Regions from separate parts of the Homo sapiens genome. Here region 2 is linked to region 1. The links are chromatin loops, found by intact Hi-C in ENCODE. Cell type or tissue: HCT116. All regions are shown on one strand.

The links. Peaks named below come from ENCODE experiments on the same cell type or tissue, not always from the same donor. Only the 100,000 strongest peaks of a DNase experiment are listed, where the experiment ranks them.
Region 2: a loop joins it to region 1, with 24 times the contacts of the local background. A loop is called at or near these places in 6 of 110 quality-filtered maps.

Annotation. Positions count from the first base shown.
Region 1 is chr4:144,120,284-144,128,283 of GRCh38, forward strand. GYPA (glycophorin A (MNS blood group)) reads right to left here. Exons shown (of 7, transcript NM_002099.8): 2 at 207-305. All of the region lies in intron 8 of LOC105377460 (a long non-coding RNA gene), which reads left to right. Among named protein-coding and RNA genes, the nearest start is that of GYPA, 16 kb to the right of the region's middle. In HCT116, no CTCF peak of the experiment used is centred here; a DNase peak (open chromatin) is centred at 4,160.
Region 2 is chr4:143,879,146-143,887,145 of GRCh38, forward strand. It overlaps GYPE (glycophorin E (MNS blood group)), which reads right to left. Exons shown (of 4, transcript NM_198682.3): 2 at 1,266-1,364. All of the region lies in intron 9 of LOC105377459 (a long non-coding RNA gene), which reads left to right. Among named protein-coding and RNA genes, the nearest start is that of GYPE, 22 kb to the right of the region's middle. In HCT116, no CTCF peak of the experiment used is centred here; no DNase peak of the experiment used is centred here.

The DNA of each region.
Region 1 (8,000 bases):
TTTAACTCACAGTATTATTTCTGTGAGATATTTCAGAGGCAAGAATTCCTCCATAGTAGGAATTGTGTCTACTTAGTAGGCTGTGTCTACTTAGCTCGCATTTCTCAGTGTTTGTCAGTTTCTCTGCAGTGACAGGTCCCCTAAAATGGGTTACATCACAAAAATGATTTCGGAGCCACAATTTAAAAATAAAAATGAAAACAAACCATTTGTCTGTGATGAGATGTAACTCTTTGTGACTGAAGAAGAAGTTGAAGTGTGCATTGCCACCTCAGTGGTACTTAATGCTGATATGCTCACAATTTCTGTATAAAATAGAAGTTGAGAAAGGGATTAAGAACGAGGTGACTGAGCGGACCATAAAGCATATTGCAAAAGACAAATTCCCTCACATCCCTCCAGTCCCTGAGCTAAGCGCTTTGGTATATATCTTACATAATGTTTAGAGAATTGCTATGTGGTAAGTATTGTATTATTGGCCTTATTTTAAAATTAAGGGGCCAGAAGCCCCTCCAGAATTTCTGCATAGCAGAGGTTTACAGATAAAGCGTGCCTTGGTTTTCTCATCTGTACAATAATAATACTTGCCTCAAAATGTCATTGTGAGAACGAAATTAGTTTAAATATGTGTGTGTATGTGGTGTGTGTGTATGTAATGTGCATGTGTTAGTATAGTACTTGGCACATAAAGAGCATTACATATATGTTGGGTATTATTGTTATTATGCTTATAAAGGGGTAACTTGAAGTTGCATTTTGGAAACTGTCTATGCTAAGAAAGGTGGAAGCGCATAATAATTATATAGAACAAAACTTCTGTCCCATATCTCAGTGTCTCCATCTGCTAGGGACAATCTTACTTCTTCAATAAAAATGGAAACAATAATAAAACACTATTACATTGTGTGAACCCAGGAGGCAAAGCTTGCAGTGAGCCGAGATCACGCCACTGCACTCCAGCCTGGGCGACAGAGCGAGACTCTGTCTCAAAAGAAAAAAAAAACCATGCATGCAAACATGAAATCAGAATGTAGACTCACATATATCCTTTTAAAATCTCATTAAATAAATTGTGAATTATTTTTGTAATTAAACACTTTTTATTCTTAAATGCAATACATTTCAAATTTATAAGTTATTTTATAAAATTTTATAAATTAAATTCTTTAAATTGCAAAAGTAATATAGATTCAGTAAAGAAAATTTGGGAACTACAAGAAAGCACAAAGAATAATATAAAATTCATCTACAGTCAGCCTATGCAAGGTTGAACATTTGACACATTTTGATATATAGCCATCTGAACTTTTAGTTGTTATATCTAAATATGGGATCATGGTGTTTAAATATACGTGAATATGTATATAATGTTTACAAGTCTGACTTTCTACTTAATATGCCACAGATATCCCTATGCTGTCAAATATTCTTCTATGAGAAGATTTTTATGACTGCAGAGTATTCCATTGTATGAATGTTCTGTGGTTTATATTTCAATCTCCTATTCTGTGCATTCATGTGTTTTTCACTCTTCTGAGAGTTATAAATCATTATGATAAAAGTCAGTACCCTGAACTCTGTAGATGTACATTTGCTCATCTCTTGGAGATATTCAACTGAGGGGAATGGCACCCAAGTGCAATGGAGTGGAGGTGGAAGGGCTTCTTCTCAGAGGCAGCCAACTTGGCCCCTCAGCTGAATGCTCAAAGTTTCCTGGAGAACCCACAAACAACAGAAAACATCTTCTCTGACACCTCTCATTAGTCTACCCAACTGAAGACTTCTAAAACCTTCCTCTATTTATCAGCTGATAGGTAATCAGTTTACCTCCAAATCATGGAGAAGACATGATCTATTGTTCCTAAACTGTCTATTTTTTCTCTTCTCTTTTAAGTTCTTTTCTGGCCTTGCTCTTTAACTTGGCCTGCCACCTGATTCCATCATGTATGTATAAACGATTGCCATATGAATTCACTAAATAGCATGCAAAACAATTACTGAATGTTTCTAAGTTGTTCAGCACTCAGGTATAATGGCTTTTAAGATAATATAAAAACCAATGCTTTTAAACAATAACCTGGTGATAGGGATTTTGAAGTTCAACAAATATTAAGATTAAAATTACAGAAAGAAACATCTTTATGAGTCAACTAAAGTACGTAAAAATTATTTATAAAGATAACTAATGAACAAAAATAATCCATCTCTCTTAATAAATGTTAGATATGAGCTTTGGCTTATTTCTAGATAATGGAATATGGACCTTCTATTGTATTTTTGAAAAGGCATACAATCTGAGTAAAATAGGTTTAGCTATGAAAGTGTTGTGAAAATAGCTAGTAAAACAACAAGCCAAAAAAAATCAAAAGTGTTAATGGCCAGAAGCCTTAAATGGGCATGTAACAATAAACTTGAGATCAGCCTTTGGCTCAGCAACATGGGAATACAACTGGAAAATGCAGCTGGAGCTCTCATCCTTCACTCAGGTGTGCTCGTCACTTCCATTTCTAACTTTCATCCTCTCCAAGCTTCTCCCTTTAATCTTCCACTCCTTCTTTACACCTTTCAGTTCAGTGTAATCCACTTACATTTAGGGTGCACATTTCTTAGCCCTGTGGATACCAAATGGGCTCTTCTGAAACATAAAACTTGTTCCTAGGACTTCAATTTCCCATTATTTTGAATCTTCTCAGCATGAGAATAGTGCTTTATTCATAAAAGATGTTAAATGAAATGCTAATTGTTATAAATGCTTGGACAAATTCTTACGTAGAAAGAATTAGGTGAGTGGTATGGTTTGGATCTGTGGCATCATCCAAATCTCATGGGGAAATGTAATCCCCAATGTTGGAAGTGGGGACTGGTGGGTGGTAATTGAATCATGGGGCTGGTTTCTCATTGCTTAACATCATCCCCCTTGATGCTGTCTGGGAGATAGTGATTTCTCATAAGATCTGGTTGTTTAAAAGTGTGTGGCACCTCCCCACTCTCTCTTGCTCCTGCTCCAAGGCTCTCTCTCCCCACTCTCTCTCTTGCTCTTGTTCCAACCATGTAAGACGTGCCTACTTTCCCTTCGTCTTTTGCCATGATTGTTTCCTGAGGCCTCCCCAGAAGCAGAAGCACTATGCTTCTTGTATAGCCTGCAGAACCATGAGGCAATTAAACCTCTTTTATTTTATTTTATTTTATTTTATTTTATTTTATTTTATTTTATTTTATTTTATTATTATTATACTTTAAGTTTTTGGGTACCTGTGCACAATGTGCAGGTTAGTTACATATGTATACATGTGCCATGCTGGTGTGCTGCACCCATTAACTCGTCATTTAGCATTAGGTATATCTCCTAATGCTATCCCTCCCCCCTCCCCCCACCCCACAACAGTCTCCAGAGTGTGATGTTCCCCTTCCTGTGTCCATGTGTTCTCACTGTTCAATTCCCACCTATGAGTGAGAATATGCGGTGTTTGGTTTTTTGTTCTTGCGACAGTTTACTGAGAATGATGATTTCCAATTTCATCCCTGTTCCTACAAAGGACATGAACTCATCATTTTTTATGGCTGCATAGTATTCCATGGTGTATATTTGCCACATTTTCTTAATCCAGTCTATCATTGTTGGACATTTGGATTGGTTCCAAGTCTTTGATATTATGAATAGTGCCGCAATAAACATACACGTCCATGTGTCTTTATAGCAGCATGATTTATAGTCCTTTGGGTATATACCCAGTAATGGGATGGCTGGGTCAAATGGAACCTCTTTTCTTTATAAATTACCCAGTATCAGTTATTTCTTTATAGCAGTGTGAGAACAAATGGGTTTTCAGATTGCATCTGAATGTGAATATAATAATTTAAGTAATTAATAAATTTAACTTAATTATAACACATAATTAATTATAAATTAATCAATTTATAATTAATATATTTAATTAATACAATTGTTTAATAAATTAAGCAAACCACATGACAAAATAGCACATGCAGAATGAATGCAAGCATCTGGAAAAATAAGCATCATTTTAAGACCAATGAAATATTTTCAACATTTCAATAGCGAGCATACTTTTGCTAACATAAGAAAAAAAAAACAAAAAGTAAAAAATAAAAATACACAAAACGTAGTCTGTAAATGCCATCTAGTGGTTTTGACTATGAGTACAAATATACATATTCCTCCAAGTTGCCTAACTGTTCAGCACGATGTTAGGGACTACCTGCTGCAATTTTCTTTGTGAACATCTGCAAGACTCTGCATGGTCCAGTCCTGCTTGCCTCACATCTTCATTGCTTCGCCCTTCCCTTCCCTCTTGGGGCTCCAGCCATTCTGCACATCTGTTTTCTCTATGACTGCACCATACCCTTTTCCGTGTCCTAAATCTTGTGCCATCTCCTCCCTTCGTCTGAAATATTTCCCTCCCTATCTTTGCCTAACTACTGGCTTTTCAAGTCTCAGTTCAATGCCACTTCCTTTGGGAGGTCTTCGCTGGCCTCTCTAATAAGATTTAGACTAAAAGCTCTCTGAAGTCCCTGGTGCTTAACATGGTGTTGTAAAACCTTATGATTATTTAGAATCCAGATATGCATTCCTTAGGCCTTGATGTTTACTGGGGGCCTTGGGTGTTTCTTAATTTGTTCAATTATTTACAAAAGGTTTTTTTTGGGGTGGGAGGTATAGGCTGTGGGCTATGTACTAGGAAGACAATGATAAATAATACATGGCCTTTCCTTTCAGGGTAATTCCAGTGCAGTAAGAGCGACAATTATTAATCTAAGTATAATAAGTATTTTAGGATGGTGGTGGAAGTGGGGACACAAAGGAGACAGCGGTCAACTCTACTTGGAGAGGTAGAAAGACCTCATGGAGGTGTCTTTGAATTTATCTTGAAAGAAGTCTAGGATTTTACCAGGCAGGCTGTGTGGTACCAGCAATGCCTTGGAATTTGAGACATCATTGCACGTTACAAAAACTGCAGGTTATCTATGTGGCTGCAGCACAAGGTGTGAGAAGGAGAGGAATAGAGAAATGGGTGAACAGCAACTGAGAGGCTGAAGAGGTGGTGAGGCACCAAATGCTGTGGGCCATGTTCTAGAATTTGGACTTTATCTTTAAGGCAGTGGAAAGACAATGAATGGTTTGAAGCAGTTTTTTATTTAGGGAAAATCACTGTCAGTAGTATGGAGGATAACTTAGGGGAAAAAAAAACATGCCAGAGCTTTGCAGTAGAGGGTCCCATCTTGTGTTCAAGAGTGGCCAAGATAAGCAGTCCCTTTGCAAACAAGCCACTTCTGCTCACAGAAGGTCCTTATCACTTCTTAATATTCCTTTGGTGGAGAAGGCCTATAGCCTGAGGCTTTAAAGGGGGCAGAAAATTACAGCAGGTTGTCAAAAGAATATGGCAAAGAACCAATAATGGGAGCTAACATCTCTTAAAATTGGCACTTTAATTATTTTAATTTTAAATGAAGTCAGAGGAGGTGAAAAGTATTTTAAATTTATAAGCAAAGTATATGTAACTTTTTTATAAAAATGAAAACATGCTTAGGGAGAGAGAGCTTATTTAGATAAGTTTTGAGCTTTATCAAAACAATTGTAACACTCTAGCAAATAAGTAGACTTCTTTCTTCTTCAACAGCTACTCCTCACAGTAAAAGAGCACTTGGTGGAAATTTTGTTCTGAAGTGAAGGCTGAAACCCCAGAGATCAAACACTGTACTCAAGTTTACAAAGCTGGACTCAGACCCTAACACTGGCTTTAAAATTTGTCCTAAGTTAGACCATAATGCCTCTCTTTCCAGCTGGATCTACATGCCTCCACTCTGGCTTTTAACAAGGCTCTGAACTATTGTCAGAACTTGGGAATTTCTAACATTGAAGGTAACACATTGACACAATTTCCTCGATGTAAAATTGTATACACTTTATCCAAGTCCCATCTGAGCATGTTATGTCCTATTTGTACCCTTACAAAAACTGATTGGTGGCCAAATTGATTTGAGACTGAAAGTTGCCACTTATGTTCTTAGAAATACTTGCTTTAATTCACCAGAATCAGTTGCTCTGATACAACTTCTTATAGTCACCTAAGTCAACATAGTAAGAAAATAAACATATAAATGCCCTAAAGATAATTTGATAAAAATTGTTTTTTATATCATTTCCTCAACAATCTCATAGTGGTAGCTGACCTATAAAATGACCTTTTTCATAGTTCATTTTTCTTCCATTTCTGGAAAAAAGATAGCATAAGTCTTTCAGTAGGAATTAATACCCATGCATGCTTAGTGGTAAGAAGAAGGCACAGAGGCTTGTTACTGGAAGTCTATAGTTTACAAAACAGTGTCATCTTGAAGGAACAATAGCTCCCATAAAAATGAGTTTTCATATTTTCTTGTATTAATTAACTTTTAAATAATTTCGTAGTTATTCCAGAGTAGAATCACATGGGGGCAATTTAAAGAATTTCATCAATACCTTCAAATTAAATAAACCAGCATCTGGTTGAAAAAAAAAAAAATCACTTACCTGGAAGGAGAAACCAAAGAAACATCCTCAAATTCTAAAGCTTCATTCAAAATTCAAGGTAAGGAAACCAAATTTCCACAATATGATCCCTTAAAATCACCAAGAATGTTCAAAACTACATTTGATAACAACAGCTCACACAACTACTTGGCTCTCCTAGATTCCTAAGACCCTAACCAGCTAATAGACGTCTGTGGACATATTCAATTCTGCAAAGCTGCAAAATATCTGTGAGAAGCTGGTTTTTGAATAGGACTTTTTACTATAGCTATATACTATTTAGTTCAGTAAACTGGGTAGAAAGCATTGAAGCAAACTCGTAACCATTGAACAACAAACTTTAGTTTGCCAAAACTGCTTAGGGACTGGATTAAGGGAAGGCTCTCCTGTTATTTTTATCTCTTTGCCTTTGGTGCTCTCAGCTTTCTGTAGCTAAAGTAGCTTTCAAAAATCTACTTGTGTCATTCCTAGATTAAAGGTCAGTTTAAGTATTGTCCTGTTGAATTCAGAAGGTACATTTAAGCTAGAAAACCACTTGCAGCACATCTAATCCAAATTGCCGACTTTACAGATAGACATTTGGTCTCATAAAAATTAAATGACTAGCTCAGATCAGCATATCTGGTAAGCAGCAGAACTGAGACTTAATTCTGCTGACCCTCAATATTAGTCTCACCTTCCGGATCTCGCTGACTGGTTGAGATCTTGTCAGCAAGATTTCTCTAATGTTTTAGTACATTAGTCAGCAAGCATTGGGGCATATTGTACATACAAAAAAGGACAGCTAAATTCCTGAGCTCCCTGGACATCCTAAAAGCTAGAATTTTAGTAAAAACCATGTAGTCTTCATTTTGATGATTTTTCCACACTAATTTATTGTATTACTTAGATTATATCTCTTACCCCTCAGTGTCCTTATACTATAGCCACTATGAGAAATTATGTTTTGCTCTAGCAATACGGAGATGAGAGTCAGTTTCTTAATCCCTTCACATCTTCTGGCAGGAACACATCCAGTCTATACCTGCAAAATTTCACCTCTCTCTCCAAGTGAAGTATATTTACCTTGTGGTGTTATGAAAGATGTGTCCAGCATCTGGCTACCCAGGAATAGACAGACCTTGTGCCAACACTGCACATTTTCTTAGCTGCATGGGCCTCTGAGAAACATACTCTGAAGACCTTACCCCATGCCTGCTTGCAAATGAATCACTGGATGAACCCTGAAGGATGGGCAGAGTTTTAGGTGAAGATGCAGAGGAGGAGGGATAAAGAAATAGCATGGGCCTAACATATGGAGAAAGGGGAGTATAACATGCATTGATGTGGAGGCTTAGGTCACCTAGCAGGCAAGTGTTGGCAAATCTCTCAGATTGATAAGAGTTTAATGATTAAGTGGCAAATTACTGCAAAATAAAATATAAAGGTATGTTTTGTCATATTAGTGAGGCCTCAAACTCCTACTTTAAAT
Region 2 (8,000 bases), 240 kb before region 1:
ATTTGAGCTTTTGCCAATAGTCTCTCTGGATTCTATGTCAGCAGCAATTGATAGTATGGTTGCCTTACTGTTCCACCTGTGCTAACCTTCCCTCTCAGTCCACATCTTACTTATGTCTCTGTCTCCACTTGCCATTTTACATCATGAAGCTCTCTTACTACCAAAGCCACACAATTTTCTAGAGTTTAATTATTACAAATTACTTAGTATATACTACGTTGTTTGATGATTGAGGATTCAGGTATATTTTTTCATTCTTTAGGCTTTACGTACAAAGGTTAATTGGGGCTTTCCTTCTCTTTCTTGGTTACAGTTAATGGTTGTGGGTGGTATATGGGCTTTGGAGTAAAACAGATGGGTTTTCTGTCACAAAAGCTTGAGAACTGTCATGAGTTACAGCTCGTGTAAACAGAGTTCAATCACAACAATGACTCCAGAGCAACTATTTAAAACTAAGAACATATCATTTTCCTCTTCTGGAGGGTAAACAGTTGTAACAGAATTTTCTGAAACTTCATTAACACTATGAGCTGGATATGTGTCCCGTTTGTGCTTATCTGCATATAAGAGAAGTTGAGAAAGGGAACAAGAATGAGGTGACTGCGTGGACATAAAGTGTATCATGAAAGACAAATCTCCCACATCCCTCCCAGCAGCAGCTCCAGAATTTCTTCTTCTCCCCTGAAAACTAACAAGAGAGACTGCCACCAGATTACTCTTATCTCAGCACCCAGCTTTGCTTATTGTTTATCAGTCACTGAGAATGTGTGAGGCTCTGAGCTAATAACTTTTAGACACTTCTTCTTATTTAGCCTTTAGAGAAATGCTGTGAGATAAGTACTGTGTTATTGGCCCCATTTTAAAATTAATGGGATAGAAACCCTGCAGGGCAACTCACCCTGGGTCAGCAGCTGGCATAGAGCTGAGCCCGGGTCTGAGCTGAACTCATTTTGCCCACAGACCCTCCGCACCACCGCACTATTAGGTCCCCTTTATCTGGCCCACTATTTCATGGTCACGTGCATCATTTCTGTGCTTTGCCACATTGTTTTAATTTCTTTAACTCACAGTATTATTTCTGTGAGATATTTCAGAGGCAAGAATTCCTCTGTAGTAGGAATTGTGTCTACTTAGTAGGCTGTGTCTACTTAGCTCGCATTTCTCAGTGTTTGTCAGTTTCTCTGCAGTGACAGGTCCCCTAAAATAGGGTTGCATCACAAAAACGATTTCGGAGCCACAATTTAAAAATAAAAATGAAAACAAACCATTTGTCTGTGATGAGATGTAACTCTTTGTGACTGAAGAAGAGGTTGAAGTGTGCATTGCCACACCAGTGGTACTTGATGCTGATATGCTCACAATTCCTGTATAAAATAGAAGTTGAGAAAGGGATTAAGAACGAGGTGACTGAGCGGACCATAAAGCATATCACAAAAGACAAATTCCCTCACATCCCTCCAGTCCCTGAGCTAAGCGCTTTGGTATATATCTTACATAATCTTTAGAGAATTGCTGTGTGGTAAGTATTGTATTATTGGCCTTATTTTAAAATTAAGGGGCCAGAAGCCCCTCCAGAATTTCTGCATGGCAGAGGTTTACAGATAAAGTGTGCCTTGGTTTTCTCATCTGTACAATAATAATACTTGCCTCAAAATGTCATTGTGAGAATGAAATTAGTTTAAATATGTGTATGTGGTGTGTGTGTATGTGATGTGCATGTGTTAGTATAGTACTTGGCACATAAAGAGCATTACATGTATGTTGGGTATTATTGTTATTATGCTTATAAAGGGGTAACTTGAAGTTGCATTTTGGAAACTGTCTATGCTAAGAAAGGTGGAAGCGCATAATAATTATATAGAACAAAACTTCTGTCCCATATCTCAGTGTCTCCATCTGCTAGGGACAATCTTACTTCTTCAATAAAAATGGAAACAATAATAAAACACTATTACATTGCATGAACCCAGGAGGCAGAGCTTGCAGTGAGCTGAGATCACACCACTGCACACTCCAGCCTGGGTGACAGAACGAGACTCCGTCTCAAAAAAAAAAAAAACCACGCACGCAAACATGAAATCAGAATGTAGACTCATATATATCCTTTTAAAATCTCATTAAATAAATTGTGAATTATTTCTGTAATTAAACACTTTTTATTCTTAAATGCAATACATTTCAAATTTATAAGTTATTTTATAAAATTTTATAAATTAAATTCTTTAAATTGCAAAAGTAATATAGATTCAATAAAGAAAATTTGGGAACTACAAGAAAGCACAAAGAATAATATAAAATTCATCTACAGTCAGCCTATGCAAGGTTGAACATTTGACACATTTTGATATATAGCCATCTGAACTTTTAGTTGTTATATCTAAATATGGGATCATGGTGTTTAAATATATATGAATATGTATATAATGTTTACAAGTCTGACTTTCTACTTAATATGCCACAGATATCCCTATGCTGTCAAATATTCTTCTATGAGAAGATTTTTATGACTGCAAAGTATTCCATTATATGAATGTTCTGTGGTTTATTTTTCAATCTTCTATTCTGTGCATTCATGTGTTTTTCACTCTTCTGAGAGTTATAAATCATTATGATAAACGTCAGTACCCTGAACTCTGTAGATGTACCTTTGCTCATCTCTTTGAGATATTCAAATGAGGGGAATGGCACCCAAGTGCAATGGAGTGGAGGTGGAAGGGCTTCTCCTCAGAGGCAGCCAACTTGGCCCCTCAGCTGAATGCTCAAAGTTTCCTGGAGAGCACACAAACAACAGAAAACATCTTCTCTGACACCTCTCATTAGTCTACTCAAGGAAAGAGTTCTAAAACCTTTCTCTATTTATCAGCTGATAGGTAATCAGTTTACCTCCAAATCATGGAGAAGACATGATCTATTGTTCCTAAACTGTCTATGTTTTCTCTTCTCTTTTAAGTTCTTTTCTGGCCTTGCTCTTTAACTTGGCCTGCCACCTGATTCCATCATGTGTGTATAAACGATTGCCATATGAATTCACTAAATAGCATGCAAAACAATTACTGAATGTTTCTAAGTTGTTCAGCATTCAGGTATAATGGCTTTTAAGATAATATAAAAACCAATGCTTTTAAACAATAACCTTGTGATAGGGATTTTGAAGTTCAACAAATATTAAAATTACAGAAAGAAACATCTTTATGAGTCAATTAAAGTATGTAAAAATTATTTACAAAGATAACTAATGAACAAAAATAATCCATCTCTCTTAATAAATGTTAGATATGAGCTTCGGCTTATTTGTAGATAATGGAATATGGACCATCTATTGTATTTTTGAAAAGGCATACAACCTGAGTAAAATAGGTTTAGCTATGAAAGTGTTATGAAAATAGCTAATAAAATAACAAGCCAAAAAAAATCAAAAGTGTTAATGGCCAGAAGCCTTAAATGGGCATGTAACAATAAACTTGAGATCAGCCTTTGGCTCAGCTACATGGGAATACAACTGGAAAAGGCAGCTGGAGCTCTCATCCTTCACTCAGGTGTGCTTGTCACTTCCATTTCTAACTTTCATCCTCTCCATGCTTCTCCTTTTAATCCTCCACTCCTTCTTTACACCTTTCAGTTCAGTGTAATCCACTTACATTTAGGGTGCACATTTCTTATCCCTGTGGATACAAAATGGGCTCTTCTGAAACATAAAACTTGTTCCTAAGACTTCCATATCCCATTATTTTGAATTTTCTCAGCATGAGAATAGTGCTTTATTCATAAAAGATGTTAAATGAAATGTTAATTGTTATAAATGCTTGGACAAATTCTTATGGAGAAAGAATTAGGTGAGTGGTATGGTTTGGATCTGTGTCATCATCCAAATCTCATGTGGAAATGTAATCCCCAATGTTGGAGGTGGAGCCTGGTGGGAGGTAATTGAATCATGGGGCTGGTTTCTCATGGCTTAACATCATCCCCCTTGATGCTGTCGTGGACATAGTAATTTCTCATAAGATCTGGTTGTTTAAAAGTGTGTGGCACCTCCCCACTCTCTCTTGCTCCTGCTCCAAGGCTCTCTCTCCCGACTCTCTCTCTTGCTCTTGTTCCAGGCATGTAAGACGTGCCTACTTTCCCTTCGTCTTTTGCCATGATTGTTTCCTGAGGCCTCCCCAGAAGCAGAAGCACTATGCTTCTTGTATAGCCTGCAGAACCATGAGGCAATTAAACCTCTTTTCTTTATAAATTACCCAGTCTCAGTTATTTCTATATAGCAGTGTGAGAAGAAATGGGTTTTCAGATTGCATCTGAATGGGAACATAATAATTTAAATAATAAATTTAATTTATAATTAATAATAACATGTAATTAATTATAAATTAATTTATAATTAATAATAACATGTAATTAATTATAAATTAATTTATAATTATTAATAACATGTAATTAATTATGAATTAATAATTAATAATAACATGTAATTAATTATAAATTTATAATTAATAATAACATGTAATTAATTATAAATTAATTTATAATTAATAAATTTAATTAATAAAATTGTTTAATAAATTAAACCAAATGACAAAATAGCACATGCAGAATGAATGCAAGCATCTGGAAAAATAAGCATCATTTTAAGACCAATGAAATATTTTCAACATTTCAATAGCAAGCATACTTTTGCTAACATAAGAAAAAAAAACAAAAAGTAAAAAATAAAAATACACAAAACATAGTCTGTAAATGCCATCTAGTAGTTTTGACTGAGTACAAATATACATATTCCTCCAAGTTTCCTAACTGTTCAGCAGGATGTTAGGGACTACCTGAGTCAGAATTCCAGGGGTTCAGGTAGAGAGGTGTTTTCAGTCTATGGGAGGGTGCTGCAATTTTCTTTGTGAACACCTGCAAGACTCTGCATGGTCCAGTCCTGCTTGCCTCACATCTTCATTGCTTCGCCCTTCCCTTCCCTCTTGGGGCTCCAGCCATTCTGCACATCTGTTTTCTCTATGACTGCACCATACCCTTTTCCGTGTCCTAAATCTTGTGCCATCTCCTCCCTTTGTCTGAAATATTTCCCTCCCTATCTTTGCCTAACTACTGGCTTTTCAAGTCTCAGTTCAATGCCACTTCCTTTGGAGGTCTTTGCTGGCCTCTCTAATAAGATTTAGACTAAAAGCTCTCTGAAGTCCCTGGTGCTTAACATGGTGTTGTAAAACCTTATGATTATTTAGAATCCAGATATGCATTCCTTAGGCCTTGATGTTTACTGGGGGCCTTGGGTGTTTCTTAATTTGTTCAATTATTTACAAAAGGTTTTTTTTGGGGTGGGAGGTATAGGCTGTGGGCTATGTACTAGGAAGACAATGATAAATAATACATGGCCTTTCCTTTCAGGGTAATTCCAGTGCAGTAAGAGCGACAATTATTAATCTAAGTATAATAAGTATTTTAGGATGGTGGTGGAAGTGGGGACACAAAGGAGACAGCGGTCAACTCTACTTGGAGAGGTAGAAAGACCTCATGGAGGTGTCTTTGAATTTATCTTGAAAGAAGTCTAGGATTTTACCAGGCAGGCTGTGTGGTACCAGCAATGCCTTGGAATTTGAGACATCATTGCACGTTACAAAAACTGCAAGTTATCTATGTGGCTGCAGCACAAGGTGTGAGAAGGAGAGGAATACAGAAATGGGTGAACAGCAAATGAGAGGTTGAAGAGGTGGTGAGGCACCAAATGCTGTGGGCCATGTTCTAGAATTTGGACTTTATCTTTAAGGCAGTGGAAAGAGAATGAATGGTTTGAAGCAGTTTTTTATTTAGGGAAAATCACTGTCAGTAGTATGGAGGATAACTTAGGGGAAAAAAAAACATGCCAGAGCTTTGCAGTAGAGGGTCCCATCTTGTGTTCAAGAGTGGCCAAGATAAGCAGTCCCTTTGCAAACAAGCCACTTCTGCTCACAGAAGGTCCTTATCACTTCTTAACATTCCTTTGGTGGAGAAGCCCTATAGCCTGAGGCTTTAAAGGGGGCAGAAAATTACAGCAGATTGTCAAAAGAATATGGCAAAGAACCAATAATGGGAGCTAACATCTCTTAAAATTGGCACTTTAATTATTTTAATTTTAAATGAAGTCAGAGGAGGTGAAAAGTATTTTAAATTTTTAAGCAAAGTATATGTAACTGTTTTATAAAAATGAAAACATGCTTAGGGAGAGAGAGCTTATTTAGATAAGTTTTGAGCTTTATCAAAACAATTTTAACACTCTAGCAAATAGGTAGACTTCTTTCTTCTTCAACAGTTTCTTTCTTCTTCAACAGCTACTGCTCACAGTAAAAGAGCACTTGGTGGAAATTTTGTTCTGAAGTGAAGGCTGAAACCCCAGAGATCAAACACTGTACTCAAGTATACAAAGCTGGACTCAGACCCTAACACTGGCTTTAAAATTTGTCCTAACTTAGACCATAATGCCTCTCTTTCCAGCTGGATCTACATGCCTCCACTCTGGCTTTTAACAAGGCTCTGAACTATTGTCAGAACTTGGGAATTTCTAACATTGAAGGTAACACATTGACACAATTTCCTCGATGTAAAATTGTATACACTTTATCCAAGTCCCATCTGAGCATGTTATGTCCTATTTGTACCCTTACAAAAACTGATTGGTGGCCAAATTGATTTGAGACTGAAAGTTGCCACTTATGTTCTTAGAAATACTTGCTTTAATTCACCAGAATCAGTTGCTCTGATACAACTTCTTATAGTCACCTAAGTCAACATAGTAAGAAAATAAACATATAAATTCCCTAAAGATAATTTGATAAAAATTGTTTTTTATATCATTTCCTCAACAATCTCATAATGGTAGCTGACCTATAAAATGACCTTTTTCATAGTTCATTTTTCTTCCATTTCTGGAAAAAAGATAGCATAAGTCTTTCAGTAGGAATTAATACCCATGCATGCTTAGTGGTAAGAAGAAGGCACAGAGGCTTGTTACTGGAAGTCTATAGTTTACAAAACAGTGTCATCTTGAAGGAACAATAGCTCCCATAAAAATGAGTTTTCATATTTTCTTGTATTAATTAACTTTTAAATAATTTCGTAGTTATTCCAGAGTAGAATCACATGGGGGCAATTTAAAGAATTTCATCAATACCTTCAAATTAAATAAACCAGCATCTGGTTGAAAAAAAAAAATCACTTACCTGGAAGGAGAAACCAAAGAAACATCCTCAAATTCTAAAGCTTCATTCAAAATTCAAGGTAAGGAAACCAAATTTCCACAATATGATCCCTTAAAATCACCAAGAATGTTCAAAACTACATTTGATAACAACAGCTCACACAACTACTTGGCTCTCCTAGATTCCTAAGACCCTAACCAGCTAATAGACGTCTGTGGACATATTCAATTCTGCAAAGCTGCAAAATATCTGTGAGAAGATGGTTTTTGAATAGGACTTTTTACTATAGCTATATACTATTTAGTTCAGTAAACTGGGTAGAAAGCATTGAAGCAAACTCGTAACCATTGAACAACAAACTTTAGTTTGCCAAAACTGCTTAGGGACTGGATTAAGGGAAGGCTCTCCTGTTATTTTTATCTCTTTGCCTTTGGTGCTCTCAGCTTTCTGTAGCTAAAGTAGCTTTCAAAAATCTACTTGTGTCATTCCTAGATTAAAGGTCAGTTTAAGTATTGTCCTGTTGAATTCAGAAGGTACATTTAAGCTAGAAAACCACTTGCAGCACATCTAATCCAAATTGCCGACTTTACAGATAGACATTTGGTCTCATAAAAATTAAATGACTAGCTCAGATCAGCATATCTGGTAAGCAGCAGAACTGAGACTTAATTCTGCTGGCCCTCAATATTAGTCTCACCTTCCGGATCTCGCTGACTGGTTGAGATCTTGTCAGCAAGATTTCTCTAATGTTTTAGTACATTAGTCAGCAAGCATTGGGGCATATTGTACATACAAAAAAGGACAGCTAAATTCCTGAGCTCCCTGGAC